Linked DNA regions of Homo sapiens: region 2 is linked to region 1. Evidence: read pairs that join two places in POLR2A ChIA-PET (ENCODE). Cell type or tissue: PC-9. All regions are shown on one strand. Links, peaks and the distances in the headings refer to the core of each region. The heading gives the core; the rest is flanking DNA. Region 1 overlaps SLMAP (sarcolemma associated protein). Region 2 overlaps DNAH12 (dynein axonemal heavy chain 12).

What was found. ChIA-PET counts read pairs that join two places held together with the same protein. Peaks named below come from ENCODE experiments on the same cell type or tissue, not always from the same donor. Only the 100,000 strongest peaks of a DNase experiment are listed, where the experiment ranks them.
Region 2: POLR2A ChIA-PET joins it to region 1 with 17 read pairs; 2 of 35 experiments call an interaction of 5 or more read pairs at or near these places.

What each region holds. Positions count from the first base shown.
Region 1 is chr3:57,776,097-57,792,299 of GRCh38, reverse strand. The region is part of intron 2 of SLMAP (sarcolemma associated protein); the gene reads right to left. Among named protein-coding and RNA genes, the nearest start is that of SLMAP, 28 kb to the right of the region's middle. RefSeq lists a silencer at 13,571-13,771. In PC-9, for the core only: no CTCF peak of the experiment used is centred there; no DNase peak of the experiment used is centred there; H3K27ac peaks cover 745 bases.
Region 2 is chr3:57,527,765-57,532,764 of GRCh38, reverse strand. All of the region lies in intron 2 of DNAH12 (dynein axonemal heavy chain 12), which reads left to right. It also overlaps the pseudogene RPS8P5. Among named protein-coding and RNA genes, the nearest start is that of DNAH12, 14 kb to the left of the region's middle. In PC-9, for the core only: no CTCF peak of the experiment used is centred there; a DNase peak (open chromatin) is centred at 2,494; H3K27ac peaks cover 2,145 bases.

The DNA of each region.
Region 1 (16,203 bases), core at 5,122-10,121:
TTCAGCTAATTTACTTATAAGTTTACTTGGAGAAGAAGATAGACATTGCTCTTACTTAAAGCATTTATATATAAAAAGTATAAATAGTAAAATCAATACCATCAAAATAAAGGTGTTTCATATAAAAATATCACTAAGAAGGTCGCATCTAAATATTTACTCAACACAATTATTACAAAATTTTGTTCTTCAAATCAAAGTGCTCTGTTGTTAAAGATAAATGTCACTAGTTAGCTTAATTCACATATTTTCTTTTTAAGTAAGATACTTACAGATAATTGACATGCAATTAAAGCTGTAACTTAAGTTCAAACAATTCCCTTTGAACACAATAAAAAGACAGGCCACTAAAATATCCTGTTATACTTCTTACATTTTAATACTGTTTTTGATTTATCTGTTAAGTACTGTTTTTTCATCTAAAATATCAAGCAAAATTTGAGATCATTAATAGATCATTAATAAACAGATCTATTAAAATTAATGAATCAGTTTCAACTCTAAAGTTTAGTAAAAGATATAAATTGGTTCAAATATGAGAGATTTCTACTATTCATTAAAATTATAATTTTTAAATACTTAATCTGAGCCAATTCAGATGCTATGCAAAAAAAAAGCAATTTTTGGATTTTCTGTTGAAATAGAAATTTATTTGATAGTTTATCGAAATGAACTTTAAAAGAGTCATAACTGAGAAAATTATTCATACCTTAACTTTTTTTTCCCCCTTCTCAAACTGTTTTTCAAGACCCTGAGAAATTTACACCCTGTTTCAGGGATGTTATCTTAGTAGCAGAGCCATATTTACAATAAGGAAGTGACAGTGCAGATTCTGGGTTTTGACATACATGCTTTACAATAGAAAACATTGTGCAAGTAAAGAGTACAAAGGCTCAGAGCTACTACATATACTAAATAAAATGATCCTTTTTTTTTTTCTTTTTGAGATGGAGTCTCTGTTGCCCAGGCTTGAGTGCAGTGGTGCAGTCTCGGCTCACTGCAACCTCTGCCTCCTGGATTCAAGAGATTCTCCTGCCTCAACCTCCCAAGTAGCTGGAATTACAGGCATGCTCCACAATGCCCAGCTAATTTTTTTTTGTATTTTTAGTAGAGATGGGGTTTCGCCATGTTGGCCAGGCTGGCCTTGAACTCCTGACATCAAGTGATCTGCCCGCCTCAGTCTCCCAAACTGCTGGGATTACAAGCGTAAGCCAACGCGTCCATCCAATTTTTTAAAAGTAAGACTGCTGCTATATTTATACTGGGCTAAAACTCATAAAAAGCCATTCCTCTTCCCCCATCCCCTGTCCAAATAAGTTTTTCCATCCTAGAACCCAGAAAATGTATCTAATACATATATATTTCAGTATATCCTTATTATCTTTATATTCATGGATATTGTTTTCTAAAATTGAAATTATTTTATGTGACCCCTTTGCTCCAAAGCAACTTAATTATGTTCTTAAAATTTACAGTGAATATTTAATAACTTATCTTCTACTTAAAAATAACGACTTAATTTCTAGCTACCTAGTTTATAAAATACTTCCATATACATGACCTTATTTTATATGGTATAAATTCAGGAGAATTATTAGTCTTACGTGTTTAATAATTGCTCGATGGTTTCATTTTTACTTAATGTTGAAAGTACATTTTAACAAACTCACATATTTAGCACCTATTATAAAAACAAGAATGCAAAACTAGAAAACTACAAAATTATACAAATAGAAAATAAGTGACTAAAATAACATAAAATTAGGTAGAATTTGATAATTCACAAAATATATATCTACTGCAAAAAGATTAATATTTTACCACCGTGTTCCACTTTTTTTTTTCCTTAACCTTGGTTTATAAGCTCTTATAACCCTTCTTTAAAAGTCAGGTGTTCATCAGGATCAATACTAAAACATTTAATCCTTTTGTTATAAGATCTGTGATCTTGGCCAAATGTAAAGTAAGAATCATTCTTCCCCATAGTAAGCAGTCCTTAGCCTCTCATTCATATGCTTTGGACATAGTAAGAGCTGAATGTATACTTAGCTATCCACATACATATTTACACATATACACACACAAACTTTTCATAGAATTAATTTTTGCTATCATCAGAAATGCAAAGATAAGTTTCTGGCTTTAAGAACTCAGAACATGATTGGCTGGGCATGGTGGCTCATGCCTGTAATCCCAGCACTTTGGGAGGCTGAGGCAGGTGGATCACCTAAGGTCAGGGGTTCAAGACCAGCGTGGCCAACATGGTGAAACCCCGTCTCTACTAAAAATAAAAAAATTAGTTGGGAGTGGTGGCGGGCACCTATAATCCCAGCTACTTGGGAGGCTGAGGCAGGAGAATCGCTTGAACCCAGGAGGCGGAGGTTGCAGTGAGCCGAGATCATGCCATTGCACTCCAGCCTGGGCGACAGAGTGAGACTCCATCTCGAAAACAAAACAAAATAAATCAAACAAACAAAAATAACTCAGAACATGACATTTTGGACTTGATAAAGAAAAAAAGAACTCAGAACATCAAAATATCTATGGGAATATCATCTATAGCTGCTGAATTTCTAATTTGTGTTGAATTACAGAGTTTTAACATTTCCATATATTTTTAACAATGTGACTCATGTTGACAAAGATTCTTTGCTTGGCCAAACTTTACTCAGGCTTATGAACTCTCTTCTAGGCTCATCTGTGTACTTCCTTGTAAAATCCAGTTTTAGCCAAAGAACCTTGCTAAGTCAGTTTAGCCAGAACCCCCTCAACCTCGACATCTGATCATCCTTGATGTATGATCAGGTTCCTCATTATCTACCATCCCTCAGGTGATGTCTGAACACCCTGGCCTGACTCCACCAAGAATCCTGTTAGGTCGATTTAGCCAGAATCCCCCTTACCCCTGATGTTTCCTCTTAGTAATTTTCCAACCACTTACCCTCACACTGATCCTTGGCTATAGATTCCCAATTGCCCATGCTGTATTCAGAGTGAGCCCAGTCTCTCTCTACCCTCGCCCCGCAATCCCCACACCCCACTGCAGTGGTTTCTATACCTATCTCAATGGTCCTGAATAAATCTTCCTTACCATGCTTTAACAAGTGTCATTGAATAATTTTTTCCTTACCAACATCCCATTTGCACAAACTTATTCAACTCAGTAAGATTTCAATTTACACATAACTCTATTGAGAAATTAATCTGGACAGAGAGTGCCTGACCTGTACTGCTTTTTTAATGCCACATTTCCCCCGACATACAAGGGCAGAATCACCACAGGCTCCTTGGGAGCAGCAACAATTAAAACTGGAGAAAAACAAATGATCATCACTGAAGTATACAAACACTACCTTTCTTATGGAAATAACTTAATTACTCTCCGGATCCACTTATAGTAATGCATGTACAGAACTGTCACACTCCCTGTCACACTCCCTAACTCACTGCCTTCTTAACCAACTGCCGGCGAGCTTCCACATTCATCACTCTACTGAACAGCCAGCCCTCAAGCCATTGATGAGACAGACCCCTACCTGACAAGTCCAAGGACTACTTTCAACTCTTATAATGTAGCATTTGAGGGCTATTCACAACTCTCTTCTCAAAAACTCTCCCCTGCTTTGTACTTCACAAATCTAATCTCTCCTCATCCTCCTACTTCTCTGGATGGTCTTTTAAGTCTGCCTTCTTTTTTCCCTGCCAGCTGTTCAAATGCTGGTCATCCCCAGGGTTCTTCCCCAGCCTCTACTTTTCTAGCGATATACAAACTTCCCTGGGAGTGTATTTCCTGTAACCTTCACTACATGGGCTGATAACTCCCAAGTCTATCTCCCTCTATCCAGATGATTTGGCTACACACCAAGAATTTACCTCTAACTGTCCTCTTTACTGAATCACTCTACAAGTCCCCTTGCCTCTAGGCACAAAGCCAATGTCTTCCACATTATCACCATGACTGCTATTCTAAAAACAAAGATTTAAGCATGTGATTCTATTACTTAAAATCTTATCAAACTCCTCACCACCTGTTCCTAAAGGAAAAAGCAGCATTACACTAAAGTCCTTCAAGACTTGGTCCAAATCTACCTTTTCCACCTCATCTCCTGTCCTCTCTCCTATATGATTCACAAAAATCACTCAGTTTCTATAAACCACCACTGCTTTTACTCCTTCATGCTATCACTCATGATATATATTAGTGCTGCCTAGAATGTACTTCCCCTCATTTGCATGACAAAGTCTTGCTCTTCTTTCAAGACTTGTTTCAGCTGTCACCTGTGGAGAAACCATTCTAACCACTCTTTCTTCACCATCTTATCATTGGTCATTCCTTCCTAAACACTTCAACTGCGGATCATTTGACTAGTACCTCTCTTGGCAATTATTTCCTAGTATTGGTATTATCCAGAGACATGTCCACTTATGTAGAATCCCTAAAAGCAAGGATCATATCTTTCACTCCTATATCCCAGTCAGCTGGCAAATATGCCACATAGGAGATGCTCAATAAAGAGATGCCTAGCCGGGCATGGTGGCTCACGCCTGTAATCTCAGCACTTTTGGGAGGCTGAGGTGGGCAGATCACTTGAGGTCAGGAGTTCAAGACCAGCCTGGCCAACATGGTGAAACCCCGTCTCTACTAAAAATACAAAAATTAGCTGGGTATCGTGGCGCATGCCTGTAATCCCAGCTCTCAGGAGGTTCAGGCAGGAGAATCACTTGAACCCGAGAGGCAGAGGTTGCAGTGAGCGGAGATTGCGCCACTGCATTCCAGCCTGGGCGACAGAGTGAGACTCTGTCTCAAAAAAGAAAGAGATGCCCAATAAGCAAATGCTACATAATTCATGTCATTTCCTATTTTAAATATGCTAATGTTTGACCCCATGAACTAATCTACCCCAGATTTTAGCTTGAAAATATGATTGTATAGATTCAGTCCATGACAAAGCAATCGATTAATGGGTAACATAAAGTAGATTGAAGAGATGTGAAAAGAAAAAAAACTTATTATTGAACCTCATAACTCGATGTCAGAGTTATTCAAAAAAGATACCAAGTAGTGTGTCAATGATATAGTCCTCCATCTCCCATAAAAAGAACATTACTTCAAATTATAATTTCTTTACAGCTTCTCTCATCTTCAAGGGAGACACAAGCAATTTAACTTATAGATATTAGAATGCTCATAAGGGACTGGAAAACAGCTTTATTTCTGCTATAATGCATTTTTACTTGATGGCTCCCAAAACTACATAATTTTCGGCAGGGTGCGGTGGCTCACGCCTGTAATCCCAACACTTTGGGAGGCCGAGGCGGGCGGATCACAAGGTCAGGCGATCGAGATCATCCTGGCTAACATGGTGAAACCCCATCTCTACTTAAAAAAATACAAAAAATTAGCCAGGCGTGATGGCAGGCGCCTGTAGTCCCAGCTACTCGGGAGGCTGAGGCAGGAGAATGGCGTGAACCTGGGAGGCGGAGCTTGCAGTGAGCCGAGATCACACCACTGCACTCCAGCCTGGGCGACAGAGCGAGACTCCAACTCAAAAAAAAAAAAAAAAAAAATACAAAGACTAGCTGGGAAAGGTGGTGGGCACCTGTAATACCAGCTACTCAGGAGACTGAGGCAGAAGAATCGTTTGAACCTGGGAGGCGGAGGTTGTAGTGAACCAAGATCGTGCCACTGCACTCCAGCCTGGATAACAGAGTGAGACTCTGTCTTTAAAAAAAAAAAAAAAAAAAAAGCTATATAATTTTCACTTGGGAAGTTGGGAACGAAGCTGAGTGTAGTAGAATGTATTACTGTACTCAATTATTCTACTGCTTCTCCTATATGAGTATTAATTATACTTCCCTAACCAATTGCATTATGCATGGCCACGTGACTTGCTTTGGCCAATAAAGTGTGTGTTGAATAACATGTTCCCCTTTTTTAACTATAATTCCATGGTTCTGTTCTGGATAGCTCTTTTCCTTCAACCACCAGAACATACATGTCCCAGATAGGAGCTGCTCCTTCAGCCTGAACCCCTGAAAGGAGAACAACTATGGACAGAGCTGCCATCTACCTAAACATGTAACATGAGCAAGAAATAAATCTTTGCTGCTATAAGGCACTGTGGTTTTGGAGTTATTACCACAGTATTATCAAACTGATATGCTGAATTGGATGATCCTCCTTTATAATATCATTTAACACCAGGTATACACTGCTACTAAAATATTATACTAAACAGTTTTTTATTGTCTTATTCAAATAGACTTTAGGTTTCAAAAATTCAGACACCTGTTTTTTCATCTCTGTCACCTAGAAAAGTAGTAGTAGAAGGGGTTCTTTTACTTAGTAGTAGAAGACTGATAAATGTTTGCTGAAATAACTATAAAGGTACTTATATTTTCCAATAAATGTAGCTACATAGTTAACGTGAAAATGTTATACAAAAATAACATATGGTAAAGAACAGGTGAAGAGATTTCATGGCCATTTGTGACCTGGTCTTTATATAAAATCTCTTAACATTTTTCTAAAAGGTTTCAGGAATATATTTACCAAAGACCTCAATAATACCACTTTAGGTGGTATTCACTTGTTAACCAAGAAGGAAAAAAGAGAAGTGTGGTAGTAGAAGCAGATGGGCAAGTTCACATAATGTAAAATTCACATGCTTCCTCACAGATCTGTATTTACATGTATGTTGCTATTTAGTTTCTATAGGAATAGCTGACACAGAAAATAAAACCCAGAAGAATCAAAACATTACAAAATTCATATATCAGGGAACTTTAAATCATGATAATTTAGTCATTTAGCCCCGGGGCACAAACTTTATAACCTCTAATCCCCTTAAATGCATAATTATATTAGTAAATGCAACTAGGTCACTAAGACCTAAGAGAAGGTTATGCCCTTTGTTCTATTTAAGATGACAGGAAATGTTTAACTTTCTGTCCAAAACTGATTTGGGCATAAAAGGTATAAATTTTCAACTGCTCAGAAAATCCTATTTGTTAAAATGGCTCATTCTCTCAGGGTGTAAGGCAACTATGGCATCATTATGACTGGTGTAATCCCTAACCTATTACAACATATTTGAGTTTTAAATTTTATGTAGATTAAGAAATGTACCTCAAATTCTCTAAAACCAAGTAAACGTTTATGTTTGCTAAATCTTGCAAACATTTTATTCTATAGCTGAAATACTTGTTTGTTTTGTATTGCTATAAACAGATTACCTTAGACTGAATACTTTATAACTATATATATATATAAAATCTATCTATCTCACAGTTCTGAAGGCTGAGAAGTTCAACATCAAGTTGCCAGCATCTGGTGAGGGCCTTCTTGCTGCATCATACCATATACCATGGCAGAAGGCAAAAGGGTAAGAGAGCACAAGAGAAGGGGAGAGCAAGACAGGACAGAACTCACTTCTATAACAAACCCACTCCCAAGATAACAACATTAATCCATGACCTAATAATCACCTCTTATTAGGCCCCACCTCCCAATGCTGTTGCATTGGGGATTAAGTTTCCAACACATGAACCATGGCAGACACATGCAAACCTTAACATTCCATCCTAGCACCCCAAAATTCATGTCCTTCTCACAATGCAAAATGCAAAGATTCCATCCCAATAATCTTAAAGTCTTAACTCATTCCAATATCAACTCAAAAGTCTAAAGTCTCATTTAAATCAGATATAGGTGAGACTCAAGGCATGATTCATCCTGAAGTATATTCCCTCCAAGTGTGAGCCTGTTAAAACAAGTTACCAACTTTCCAAAACACAAGGCACAGGCATAGGACAGACACTCTCATTCCAATAGGGATGAGGAAAAGAGGGGTAACTGGTGGTCCCAAGAAAAACAACAATAAGTCTTAAAGCTGGAGAAGAATCTCCTTTGACGCCATGTCCAAAATCCTGGGCACACTAGGACAGAGGCTGGGCCCACTGGGGAAAGGTTGGGCTCACAAAGGCCTCAGGCAGCCCTACCTCTATAGCTTTCCTAGACTCAGTCCACCCAGCAGCTCTCACAGGTTGGAGTCTTATGCCTGCAGCCTTTCCAGGGTGCAGTTATATGCTGGTGGCCCTATAGTTCTGTGGTCTTGGGGGCTGCTTCATTCCCACAGCTTCACTAGGCACTGCTCTAGTGGGAACTTTCAGTAGTGGCTCTGCCTCTCCTACACATCTCTGTCTGGGCCCCCCGCCTATCCATGACATCCTTTGAAATCTAGGTGGAGGCTGCCATGGCCCCATGGTTCTTGAATTTGGTGACAGAATTATCACCAAGTGTACACCACCAGAGTTTATGGCTTGTACCTTTCAGAGCAGCAGGTTCAGCAACACCTGGGCCCACTTGAGCCACAGCTAGGGCAGTGTTGCAACAGAATGCAGGGAACAGAGATAGGGGCAGCCCTAGGCATCAAGCCCATTAAAGGTGCCAAAGGGTGCCCTGGCCCTGACTCAAAATTGTTCTGTCTTCCTAGAGGTCTGCACCCGTGATGACAGGGATAGCCTTGAAGATCTCTGAAATGGCTTCAGAGTCATTCTCCCATTTTCTTGATGATAAGTACTTGGCTCCCTCCTATCCATACTAATCTCCTTAGCAAACAGTTACTTGGCCACACCCTTGGCTTGCTCTCTTAAACATGCCTTTTCACTCTTTACATAGCCAGACTGCAAATTTTCCAAATCTTTCCTTTCTGTTTCTCTTTTAATTATAAATCCAACTTTAAGTCATTTTTCTCCTCTCGCATCTTAATGTATGCAGTTACAAATAGCTATGTAGCTCTTTCAATATTTTGTTTAAAAATTTCTTCCACCAGATATCCTAGCTCATCACTCTTAAATTCTGCCTTCCATAAAGACCTAGGGCAAGGACACAGAACAGTCATGTTCTCTCCCACTTCATAACAAAGATGACCTTTACTCCTGTTTCCAGTAAGATATTTCTCTCTTCCATCTGAGAGCTCATCGGAATGGCCTTTACTATCCCTATTTCTACCAATATTTTGATCATGAACACTTAAGTAATCTCTAAGGTTTTCAGATTTTTTGATACACGTTTCCCCTTCTTCGGAGCTCTCACCAGAATCACCATTAATGCTCCATTTACCACAACTGGCTTTTCCTAGCCTGCTCCTCCAAATTCTTCTCTACCCATTACCCAGTTCCAAAGCTGCTTTAACATTTTCAGGTGTTTGTTACAGCAACAACCCCACTTCTTGGTAGCAATTTTCTGTCTTAATCCATTTTGTGTTGCTATACCACAATATCACAGATTGGGTAATTTATAAAGAAAAGAAATGTATTTCTCACAGTTCTGGGAGCTAGAAGTTCTGTATCAAGGTGCCATCATCTAGTGAGGGCCTTCTTGTTGCAGCACTGCATGGCAGAACATGGAAAGGCAGGAGAGCATGAGACAGGGAGACAGCAAGAGGGGGCCAAGCTCACTTTTATAACAAGCCCACTCACACAATACTAACCCACTCCTAAGATAATGACAAAAATCCATTCATGGCTGGGCATAGTGGCTCATGCCTATAATCCCAGCACTTTGGGAGGCCAAGGTGGACAGACTGCTTGAGCCCAGGAGTTTGAGACCAGCCTGGACAATATGGCAAAACCCATCTTTACAAAAAAACAAAAAAATTAGCCAGGCATGGTGGTGCACACCTGTAGTCCCAGCTACTTGGGAGGATGAGATGTGAGGATCGCTTGAGCCCAGGAAGTGGAAGTTGTAGTGAGCCCAGATCATGCCGCTACACTCCAGCCTAGGTGACAGAGTGAGACCGTCTCAACAAAGAAGAATAAAAGGAAAGTTTGGCCACCTAAACATTGGCTTTTCCTACTTTTTAACTAAATGATATCAGAAAGCTCAGTCACAGTAACAAAACACCTTTTTAATTCTAAAACTGTTTAAATATAAGGTCATATTATTAACATCTCATTGGAAAGGAAACTTCTGCCTATAAATGCACAATATCCAAAAGAGCAAAAAGTAATTTTAAAAAGAATTAAAATGGTCCTGGAAAAGGGGAGATGCTGGAAAGATTTGGGGAATTTAACTGAAAAAGTCCTCTTTGAACATAAGCCCTTATAATGATATAGTATCCCCAAAATTTCTCTATTTCAAGAGATATGACCAAATCTCAAGAAATGGAAATATCCTATATCCAACAAATAATCAAATGTAAGTCCCAAAATAAAAGAGTATAAATCTGAATTTACCTAACGGAGATATGCTAAACATGCTTTCTTTTAAAAATCATGGCTCACACCTGTAATGCCAACACTTTGGAAGGCTGACATGGGCAGTCACTTGAGGTCAGGAATTCGAGACCAGCCTGGCCAACATGGTGAAACCCCGCATCTAGTTAAAAACACAAAAATTAGCTGGGTGTGGTGCTGCATGCCTATAATCCCAGCTACTTGGGAGGCTGAGGAAGGAGAATTGCTTGAACCTGGGAGGCAGAGGTTGCAGTGAGCTGAAATTGCGCCACTGCACTCCAGCCTGGACAACAGAGTGAAACTCCATCTCAAAAAAAAAAAAAAAAAAAAATCAGTCAATATTTATTTACTTAGAATAGCTTGTATAGTTACATGGTTTAAAAAGAACTAAAATGGTAAATACAATGAAAAGACTTCCTGCCATCCCTATTTCATATCAACACAGTCTCCATCCCCACTACACTCCCAGGTAACCGCAGCTACTAATTTCTTATGCCTCCTTCAGAGTTTCTTTAGGCATAAACAAATAACAAACATAGATTCTTATTTTTCTCTCCTTTACAAGAAAGGTAGATTATTATACACATGGTGCTGTCTCCTGTTTGTTCTTTTATTAACCCAATAATTTATATCTTAGAAAATCTCCCATATCAGTATATAAACAGCTTCCTTATTCTTTTTACAGCCTTTTCAATGAAGTAACATCTCAAAAAGCCAGCCAATCATTTTATAACCTATTTTATATCCCTTTAATCATCCCAACAAATACATACATAATGTAGCTGCAATAAGAAACCTTTGGAATTTAAGAAAATCTTATCTAATATTTTTAGTCCTTTTTTTTGAGAGGGTCTCACTCTGTTGCCCAGGCTGGAATGCAGTGGTGCAATCATAGCTCACTACAGTCTCAAACTCCTGGGCTCAAGCAGCTGGGGCTACAGGCATGTACCACCATGCCTCGCTAATTTATTTTTATTTTTTTATTCTATTTTTTGTATCTTATTATTTTATATATATGCGCATATATATGTGTGTGTATATATATGTATATATATATGTGCATACATAGGTATATATATATGTGTATGTATATATCTTATTCTATCTTTAAAGAATTTTACTGGGCAAGGTGGCTCACACCTGTAATCCCAGTACTTGGGGAGTCTGAGGTGGGTAGATCACTTGAGCTCAGGAGTTCAAGACCAGCCTGGGCAACACAGCGAGACCCTATCTCTAAAAAAAATTAAAAATTAGCCAAGCATGGTGGTGCGTGCCTACAGTCCCAGCCACGAGGAAGGCCTAGGTGGGAAGATCGCTTGAGCCCAAGAAATCAAGACTGCAGTGAGCAGAGATAGAGCCACTGAGTTCTAACCTGTGCAACAAAGCAAGACCCTGTCTCAAAAAAAAAAAATTATTTAAGTTGAAATACCTACAAAGAATTGAACAAATCAAAAGTGTATAGCTTGATGAATCACCACCAGATGAACACACCCTTGTAACTACCACCCAGATCAAGATATATAAGATTAATAACACCTCACCTATCCAAGTTTTTAATATTTCATGCTTTATTAGTATTATCTAGGAAATATGTTATAGAAAATTAATAGTGTTGAAGCTGGGCATGGTGGTTCTTGCCTGTAAACCTGGCACTTTGGGAGGCCAAGGCAGGCAGATCGCTTGGGCCCAGGAGTTGGAGACCAGCCTGGGCAACCTGGCGAGATCCTGTTTCTACAAAACACAAAAATTAGCTGGGTGTGATGGTGTGCACCTGTAGTTCCAGCTACTCGGGAGACCAAGGTGGGCAGATGGCTTGAGCCCAGGAGGTCAAGGCTGCAGTGAGCAGTGATCATGCCACTGCACTCCAGCATGGGCAACAGAGCAAGACCCTGTCTCAAAAAAAAAAAGAAGGGAGGGGCAGGGCAATGTGAAAAAAAAAAGGGAACATTAATAGTGTTGATGTCCTAAAATTCCATTTAGAATGTAAATATAGTTAGGGAGGTTATGTTCTTACATTCCTTCTCAGGTGGCTTAACTTTTTTTATTTCTCTTTTAAAATTTTAATTAAGTTAAATATAAAAATAAATATAAGCATATAAATATGAATGAAACAATAAAAAAAAAGTCGGTGTACCCAACTGCCAGCTTGAGAAACTCCCTGCCCCTTCCATCATGGCAAGCACTAAGACTTAGTCATTCAGAGCACAGACTCAAGCCAGACTTGCTTGGATTTGATGATAAGGTCTACCACTTATTAGTGGTATAACTTTAGGAAGTTAAGGTTTTTCTGCTTCTTTATTTATAAATGAGAATAAAAATAGTGCCTGCATCACAGAAGTACTTGATTATGAGAATCAAATAAGTATTCATTTATAAAGTATTTAAAACATCTTGCAACATGTAATATATAAATTTAGCTATTTTTACATTAACTCTGCCTCCCCCACAAGGATTGCTTATCATTCTATTACTATATTTATAGCAAAACAGATATATCAGTACGTATGGTGATTTTTCATTTTTATTTTATTTTTGTTTTTTTTTTTTTTTTTGAAACAGGGTCTCACTCTGTTGCCCAGGCTGGAGTGTAGTGCAGCGATCTCAATTCACTGCAGCCTCAACTTCCTGGGCTCAAGCAATCCTCCCACCTCAGCCTCCTGAGTAGCTGGGACAAGAGGCACACATCAGCATGCTTGGCTAATTTTTTGTATATTTTGTAGAGATGGAGTTTCGCCATGTTGCCCAGGCTGGTCTTGAACTCCTGGGCTCAAGCAATCTACCTGCCTCAGCCTCCCAAAATGCTGAGAATACAAGTGTGAGCCACTGCGCCCAACTGATTTTTCAAATTTTATCTTAAATGACATCACAGTGTAAGTATTCTTTTGCACCTTGCTCTTTTTATTCAACATTTCTGAGATTGATCTGCATTGATATATGCAGCTATTGTTCATTCACGTTCAATACTGTACAGTACTCCGTGGTGTAATTTAACAGAAGTATGTACATATTCCTGTCAATGAACATTTGGATGTTTGCTATTATGAAAAATCCTACTATAAACATGCTTGAACACGTCTCCTGGCAAACATATAAAAAAAATTTCCTAGAGTATATACCTAGGAGAAGAACTGCTGGGTCAATAGATATACAGAAATTCAGCATTGTAACCATGTCACACTGTTTGTCAAAATGGTTATAACATTACATGATTCATTAGAAGAGAAGAAAGCCTTAACTCAATTACCTAAGATTCTAATTTGAGAAACTAGACAGCCTGGGCAACATACAGAGCCCCTATCTCTACCACAAATTTTAAAATTAGCCAGGCATGGTGGCATGCACCTGTAGTCCTAGCTACTCAGGAGGCTGAGGACGGGAAGATTGCTTGAGCCCAAGAGTTTGAGGCTGTGGTGAGCTATGATTGCACCACCACACTCCAGCTTGAATGACAACACAGCAAGGCCTGGTCTCAAAAAAAAAAAAAAAAAAAGAAAGAAAGAAAAGAGAAACTAGAAAAAGAGGAGGAAATTAAACACAAAGCAAGCAGAAACAAGGAAATAATAAAGAACAAAAATTCAGGAAATAGAAAATAGAAAAATAATAGAAAAAAATCTACCAAAAAAACCCTGATTCTTTAAGAAGAACAATAATGTTGATAAATCTCTAGCCAAAGTGTAATGGAAAAAAAAAAAGGCACACATTACCAACATTGAGAATAAGAGAGGTAATGACACAGCACCACAGATTCTACAGATACTAAAAGTATAACAAGGTAATATTATGAATAATTTTATAATAAAGTCAAGAACTTAGATGAAACAGACAAATTTCCTGAAAGATACAAAATATCAAAGTTAACTCAAGAAAAAATAGATGACTAGAAAAGCTCTGTTTCTATTAAAGAAATTGAACTTATAGTTTACAACATTCCACAGAACATAAATAGGTCCAGATGGCTTCCTTTGGTAAATTCTCACAAGCATTTAAGACGAATACTTCATGAACAGAGATACAAAAATCCTTAACAAAATATAAGCAAATCAAATCCAGCAATATATAAAAGGGATAATACATCACAACCAAGTGTAGTTTATCTCAGGAATGCAAACTTGGCTTAACATTCAAAAATCAATCAATGAAATTCACCATATCAACAACAAAGTATGAGAGTTGCTACTGCTCTACGGTATCACTCACACTTGATATTATCCAAGTTTTTAATTGAGTAGAAACGGCATCTCATGGTTTAAGTTTACACTTCCTTACTTATGTTGAAAGTTGAGCATTTGTTTATTGCTGCATCTTATTTATTCGGTGAAATTCTTATGTGTGTCTTTTGACTGTTTCTTTTCTGTTGGGTTGTCTTTTATTTAAACAACTTATTTCTATTTTCTGAATACTAACCTTTTGCAAGTGATATATGTTTTACAAATATATTTGCCAATTTTTTTCTTCTGAACTTTTCTTATTCTTTTTTTTTTAAGCTGCCTAGGCTGGAATACAGTGGTGATTCACAGGCACCATCAAAGCACATTACAGCCTCAAACTCCTGGGCTCAAGCAGTCCTCCCGTCTTAGCCCCCAAGTAGCTGGGACTACAAAGCAAGTGCCACTGCGCCTGGCTATTCTATCTTCCAATGAATAAAATTAATTTTTAATGTATTTGAATGTATTAATCTTTTCCCTCAATGTATGCTTCCTGTAAATTATTATAGCCTCCCTGAATTCAAGGTCATAAGGATGTTATCCTATATCTTCTTCTAAGAGGTTTTTTTAAAAAAGTCAAATTTCTTTTTTTAAAATTTTATTATTATTATACTTTAAGTTTTAGGGTACATGTGCACAATGTGCAGGTTAGTTACATATGTATACATGTGCCCTGCTGGTGTGCTGCACCCATTAACTCGTCATTTAGCATTAGGTATATATCCTAATGCTATCCCTCCCCCCTCCCCCCAAAAAAAGTCAAATTTCTTACGCTAGTACTTCCATAATTTCTTTGGAGAAAGGTATTGTGTTGGCAATAATTTTTTTTAACCATCTACTACATGACAGGCACTATACCTATACTGTCGGGCCACAAGGTAGCATAGTCTATTACAGTTACTTTTAAGGAGATTTTAAGCTAATTAGGGCCATAATAATCAAATAATTTACCCAGAACCATATATAATTAAGGGTTAAGTGAAGTGTTAAACATGATCAAAGTTCAAAATATTAAGAGAATAAACAAATCAGGCCAGGCACAGTGGCTCACACCTGTAATCCCAGCACTTTGGGAGGCTGAGGCAGGTGGATCACCTGAGGTCAGGAGTTCAAGATAGCCTGACCAACATGGTGAAACCCTGTCTCTACTAAATACAAAAAATTAGCCAGGAGTGGTGGCACCCACCTGTAATCCCAGCTATTTGGGAGGCTGAGGCTGGAGAATCACTTGAACCTGAGAGGTGGAGGTTGCAGTGAGCCAAGATTGCGCCACTGCACTCCAGCCTGGGCAACAAGAGCGAAACTCTATCTCAAAAAAAAAAAAAAAAAAAAAGAGAGAGAGAGAGAGAAGGGACAAATCAGGGAGAATTGTGGAAATTGGTAAAATTTCACAAAGAAAGCATTAAACGATCACTTATTTGATCTATCACTCAATTCTGATTTAGAATAAAACAAAAATCCATAGAATTTGCCCAAAACATATCCACACTTAAAACAGCCAACAGATAAGAACCACAAAGTCTGAATTAGTACAAAACTCTAATGTGAAAGCAACAGAAATGGGAAATATAATGAAGGTAACAATGTTAAATGTATAAACATTATATAAATTTTCATTTTCTGTACCTACAGCACTTAATAACTAAGATTTACCCAGCCCAACCAACTCCAAAGACAACCAGAAAATTCAAAGTTCAAAAATAAAGAAAGCTTAAGTGAGTGGAATAACAACTAACTGCTACTATTATCAAAGTAGCAC
Region 2 (5,000 bases), core at 1-5,000, 250 kb after region 1:
TGAGTGGTGGTGGCCATAGCAGTGCTTGTGTCATCCCACCTCCAGCTCCAGGCAGCTCAGCACACAGAGAGAGGGTCTGAATGTTTGGGAGAGAGTAAGGGGAAAAAAACCAAGAGTTTCTGTCTGGTAATCCAGAGAATACTTCTGGATCTTATCCATGACCACAAGGTGATACTTCTATGAGTCTGCAAGAACCATGATGTTACTGGACTTGGGGTGCCCCCTAATGCAGATATGGCTTAGATCACAACACCCAAGTTCCTTCAAATACCTGGAAAGCCTTCCCAAGGACAGACACAAACAAGCCCAGACTGCGAAGACTGCAATAAGTACTTAACTCTTCAGTGCCCAGACACTGAAGAACTTCTACAAGCATCAACACCATCCAGAAAAACATGACCTCACCAAACTAAATAAGGCACCAGGAACTAATCCTGGAGAAACAAAGATATGTGACCTTTCAGACAGAGAATTCAAAATAGTGGTTTTGTGGAGACTCAAAGAAATTCGAGATAACACAGAGAAAGAATTTCGAACTTTATCAGATAAACTTAACAAGGAGATTGAAATAATTAAAAATCAAGCAGAAATTCTGGAGTTGAAAAATGCAATTGAAATACTGAAGAATGGATCAGCGTTCTTTTAATAGCAGTTTTAATTACAGAATTGATCAAGCAGAAAGAATTAGTGAACCTGAAGACAGGCTATTTGAAAATACATAAAGGAGACAAAAAAGAATAAAAAAGAATGAAACATGCCTACAAGATCTAGAAAATAGCCTCCAAAGGGCAAATCTAAGAGTAATTGGCCTTAAAGAGGAGGTAGAGAAAGAGACAGGATAGAAGGTTTATTCCAAGAGATAATATCAGAGAACTTCCCAAACCTAGAAAAAGATAATTGACATTCAAGTACAAGAAGATTATAGAACACCAAGCAGATTTAACATTTAACCCAAAGAAGATGACCTCAAGGCTTTTTTTTTTTTTTTTTTTTTTTTGAGATGGAGTGGAGTCTTGCTCTGTCGCCCAGGCTAGAGTACAGTGGTGTGATCTCAGCTCACTGCAACCTCAGCCTCCTGGGTTCAAGGGATTCTTCTGCCCCAGCCTCCTGAGTAGCTGGGATTACAGCACATGCCGCCACACCCAGATATTTTTTTTGTATTTTTAGTAGATATGGGGTTTTGCCATGTTGGCCAGGTTGGTCTCGAACTCCTAACCTCAAGTTATCCACCTCCCTCAGCCTCCTAAAGTGCTGGGATTACAGACGTGAGCCACCACGCCTGGCCCCTCAAGGCATTTAATAATCAAACTCCCAAAGCTCAAAGATAAAGAAAGGATCCTAAAAGCAACAGAAGAAACAAATAACATACAATGGAACTCCAGTATGTCTGGCAGCAGACTTCAGTGGAAACCTTACAAGCCAAGAGAAAGTGGAATGAAATATTTAAAGTGCTGAAGGAACCTTAGACTACTGCATCTGGAAAAAATATGCTTTAAACATGAAAGAGAAATAAAGACTTTCCTAGACAAACAAAAGCTAAAGGATTTCATCAACATCAGACCTGTCCTACAAGAAATGCTAAAGAAGGTACTTCAATCAGAAAGAAAAGGATGTTAATGAGCAGCAAGAAATCATCTGAAAGTACAAAACTCAGTGGTAATATTAAGTACAGAGAAAAAACACAGAATATTATAACACTGTAACTGTGGTGTGTAAACTACTCTTAAGTAGAAAGACTAAAAGATGAACCAATCAAAACAATAACAATTTTTCAAGACATAGTACAGATGTCGAGCAATGGGCTCTCGTGACAACTGGCACAAGTGCTGCAAGACAGGGGCAAGAGTAAGCCCTCCCACAAGAAGTGGAAGTATGAGCTGGAGTGCCCCGCTGCCAACACCAAGATTGGCCCCCGCTGCGTCCACACAGTCTGTGTGCAGGGACGTAACAAGAAATACTGTACCTTGAGGCTGGATGTGGGGAATTTCTCCTGGGGCTCCAAGTGATGTAGGTGCAAAACAAGGATCATCAATGTTGTCTACAGTGTGTCCAATAACAAACTGGTCCGTACCAAGATGCTATTGAAGAACTGCATCGTGCTCAGTGACAGCACACTCTACTGACAGTGGTGAAAATCCCACTATACATTGTCCCTGGGCTGCAAGAAGGGGGCCAAGCTGACTCCTGAGGAGGAAGAGATTTTAAACAAAAAACAATCTAAAAAAATTTAGAAGAAATATGATGAAAGGAAAAAGAATGCCAAAATCAGCAGTCTTCTGGAGGAGCAGTTCCAGCAGGGCAAGCATCTGGCATGTATCACATCAAGGCCAGAGCAGTGTGGCCCAGCAGATGGCTATGTGCTAGAGGCCTGGGAGTTGGAGTTTTATCTTTGGAAAATCAAGGCCCAGAAAGGCAAATAAATCCTCATCCTTTCTGTATTTGCTTATGTAATAAAGGTGTTTATTGTTCTGTAACAAGAAAAAAAAAGACATAGAAAGTATAATAAGATATAAATAGAAACAACAAAAAGTTAAAAAGCAGGGGGATGAAATCAAGGTGTGTAGAGTTTTATTACTGGCTGGGCATGGTGACTCATGCCCAGCTTAAACATTCAAAAAATTTGAATTGAACTTAAAACATTCAAAGAATTTGAAATAATATCAAGCACCTTCTCTGACCACAATGGAATAAAACTAGAAATCAATAACAAGAGGAATTTTGGAAACTATACAAACAGATGGAAATTAAAAAATATGCTTTTGAGTGACCAGTGAGTCAATGAAGAAATTAAGAAGGAAATTGAAAATTTTCTTGAAACAAATGATAATGGAAATGCAACATATGAAAACCTATGGGATACAGTGAAAGCAGTACTAAAAGAGAAATTTATAGCTATAAGTGTCTACATCAACAAAGAAGAAAAACTTCAAATAAATAACCTAGTGATGCATCTTAACAAATGACAAAAACAAGAGCAAACCAAACCAAAATTAGCTGAAGAAAAGAAATAATAAAGATCAGAGGAGAAATAAATGACATTGGAATGAAGAAAACAATACAAAAGATGAATGAAACAGAAAGTTGATTTTTTTGAAAAGTTAAACAAAATAGACAAACCTTTAACCAGACTAGGAAAAAAAGAGAGAGGATCCAAATAAATAAAATCAGAGATGAAAAAGAAGACATTACAATTGATACTGCAGAAATTCAAAGGATCATTAGTGGCTATGATGAGCAACTGTATGCCAATAAATTGGAATATCTAGAAGAAATGGATACATTTGTAGACAAATACAACCTACAGAGATTGAACCATGAAGAAATCCAAAACCTGAACAGACCAATAACGTAATGAGATTGAAGCCATAATAAAACGTCTTCCAGCAAAAAAAGCCCAGGCCCTTATGGCTTCACTGCTGAATTCTATTAAACATTTAAAGAGGAACTAATACCAATGCTACTTAAACTAGTCTGAAAAATAGAGGAGGAGGGAATACTTCCAAACTCATTTTTTGAGGCCAGTATTACCCTGATACCAAAACCAGACAAAGATACATCAAAAAAAGGAAACTGCAGGCCAGTATCACAGATGAATATTGATACAAAAATCCTCAACAAAATACTAGCAAAACAAATTCAACGACACATTAAAAAGGTCATTCATCGGCCAGGCGCGATGGCTCACGCCTGTAATCCCAGCACTGTGGGAGGCTGAGGCAGGTGGATCACCTGTGGTCAGGAGTTTGAGACCAGCCTGGCCAACATGGTGAAACCTCATCTCTACTAAAAATACAAAAATTAGCTGGTATGGTGGTGGGAACCTGTAATCCCAGCTACTCAGGAGGCTAAGACAGGAGAATTGCTTAGAACCCAGATGGCAGAGGTTACAGTGAGCGAAGATCATGCCACTGCACTCCAGCCTGGGCAACAAAGAGCAAAACTCCGTCTCAAAAAAAAAGAAATTGAAAATCCCAGAAAATAATGGAAAGATATTCCATGTTCATTTATTGGCAGAATTAATATTGTTTTTTTTTTTTTGAGACAGAGTTTAGCTCTTGTTGCCCAGGCTGGAGTGCAATGGCATGATCTCGGCTCACCGCAACCTCCGCCTCCCGGGTTCAAGGGATTCTCCTGCCTCAAGCCTCCCGAGTAGCTGGGATTACAGGCATGCCCCATCACACCTGGCTAATTCTGTATTTTTAGTAGAGATGGGGTTTCTCCATGTTGGTCAGGCTGGTCTCAAACTCCTGACCTCAGGGGATCCCCCCCCCTTGGCCTCCCAAAGGGCTGGGATTATAGGCGTGAGCCACCGCGCCTGGCCCAGCAGAATTAATATTGTTAAAGTGTCTGTACTACCCCCCAAATATCTACAGATTCAATGCAATCTCTATCAAAATACCAATGACATTCTTCACAGATATAGAAAAAACAATCCTAGGCCGGGTGCAGTGGCTCACGCCTGTAATCCCAGCACTTTGGGAGGCCAAGGTGGGTGGATCACCTGAGGTCAGGAGTTCGAGACCAGCCTGACCAACATGGAGAAACCCTGTCTCTACTAAAAATACAAAATTAACCAGGCATGGTGGTGCATGCCTGTAATCCCAGCTACTCAAGAGGCTGAGGCAGGAGAATCGCTTGAACCCAGGAGGCGGAGGTTGCGGTGAGCCGAGATTGCACCATTGCCCTCCCGCCTGGGCAACAAGAGCGAAACTCTGTCTCAAAAAAAATAAATAGATTAAAAAAAGACTTAAATCTAAGACTACGAAACTACTACAAGAAAACACTGGGTGAAACTCTCCAGAATATTGGAGTAGGAAAAGATTTCTTGAGTAATACCCCACGAGTACAGGCAGCCAAAGCAAAAATAGACAAATGGGATCATATCAAGTTAAAAAGCTTCCTCACAGCAAAGGAAATAACAACATGATGAGACAACCCATAGAATGGGAAAAAATATTTGCAAACTACCCATCTGACAAGGGATTAATAACCGTAATATA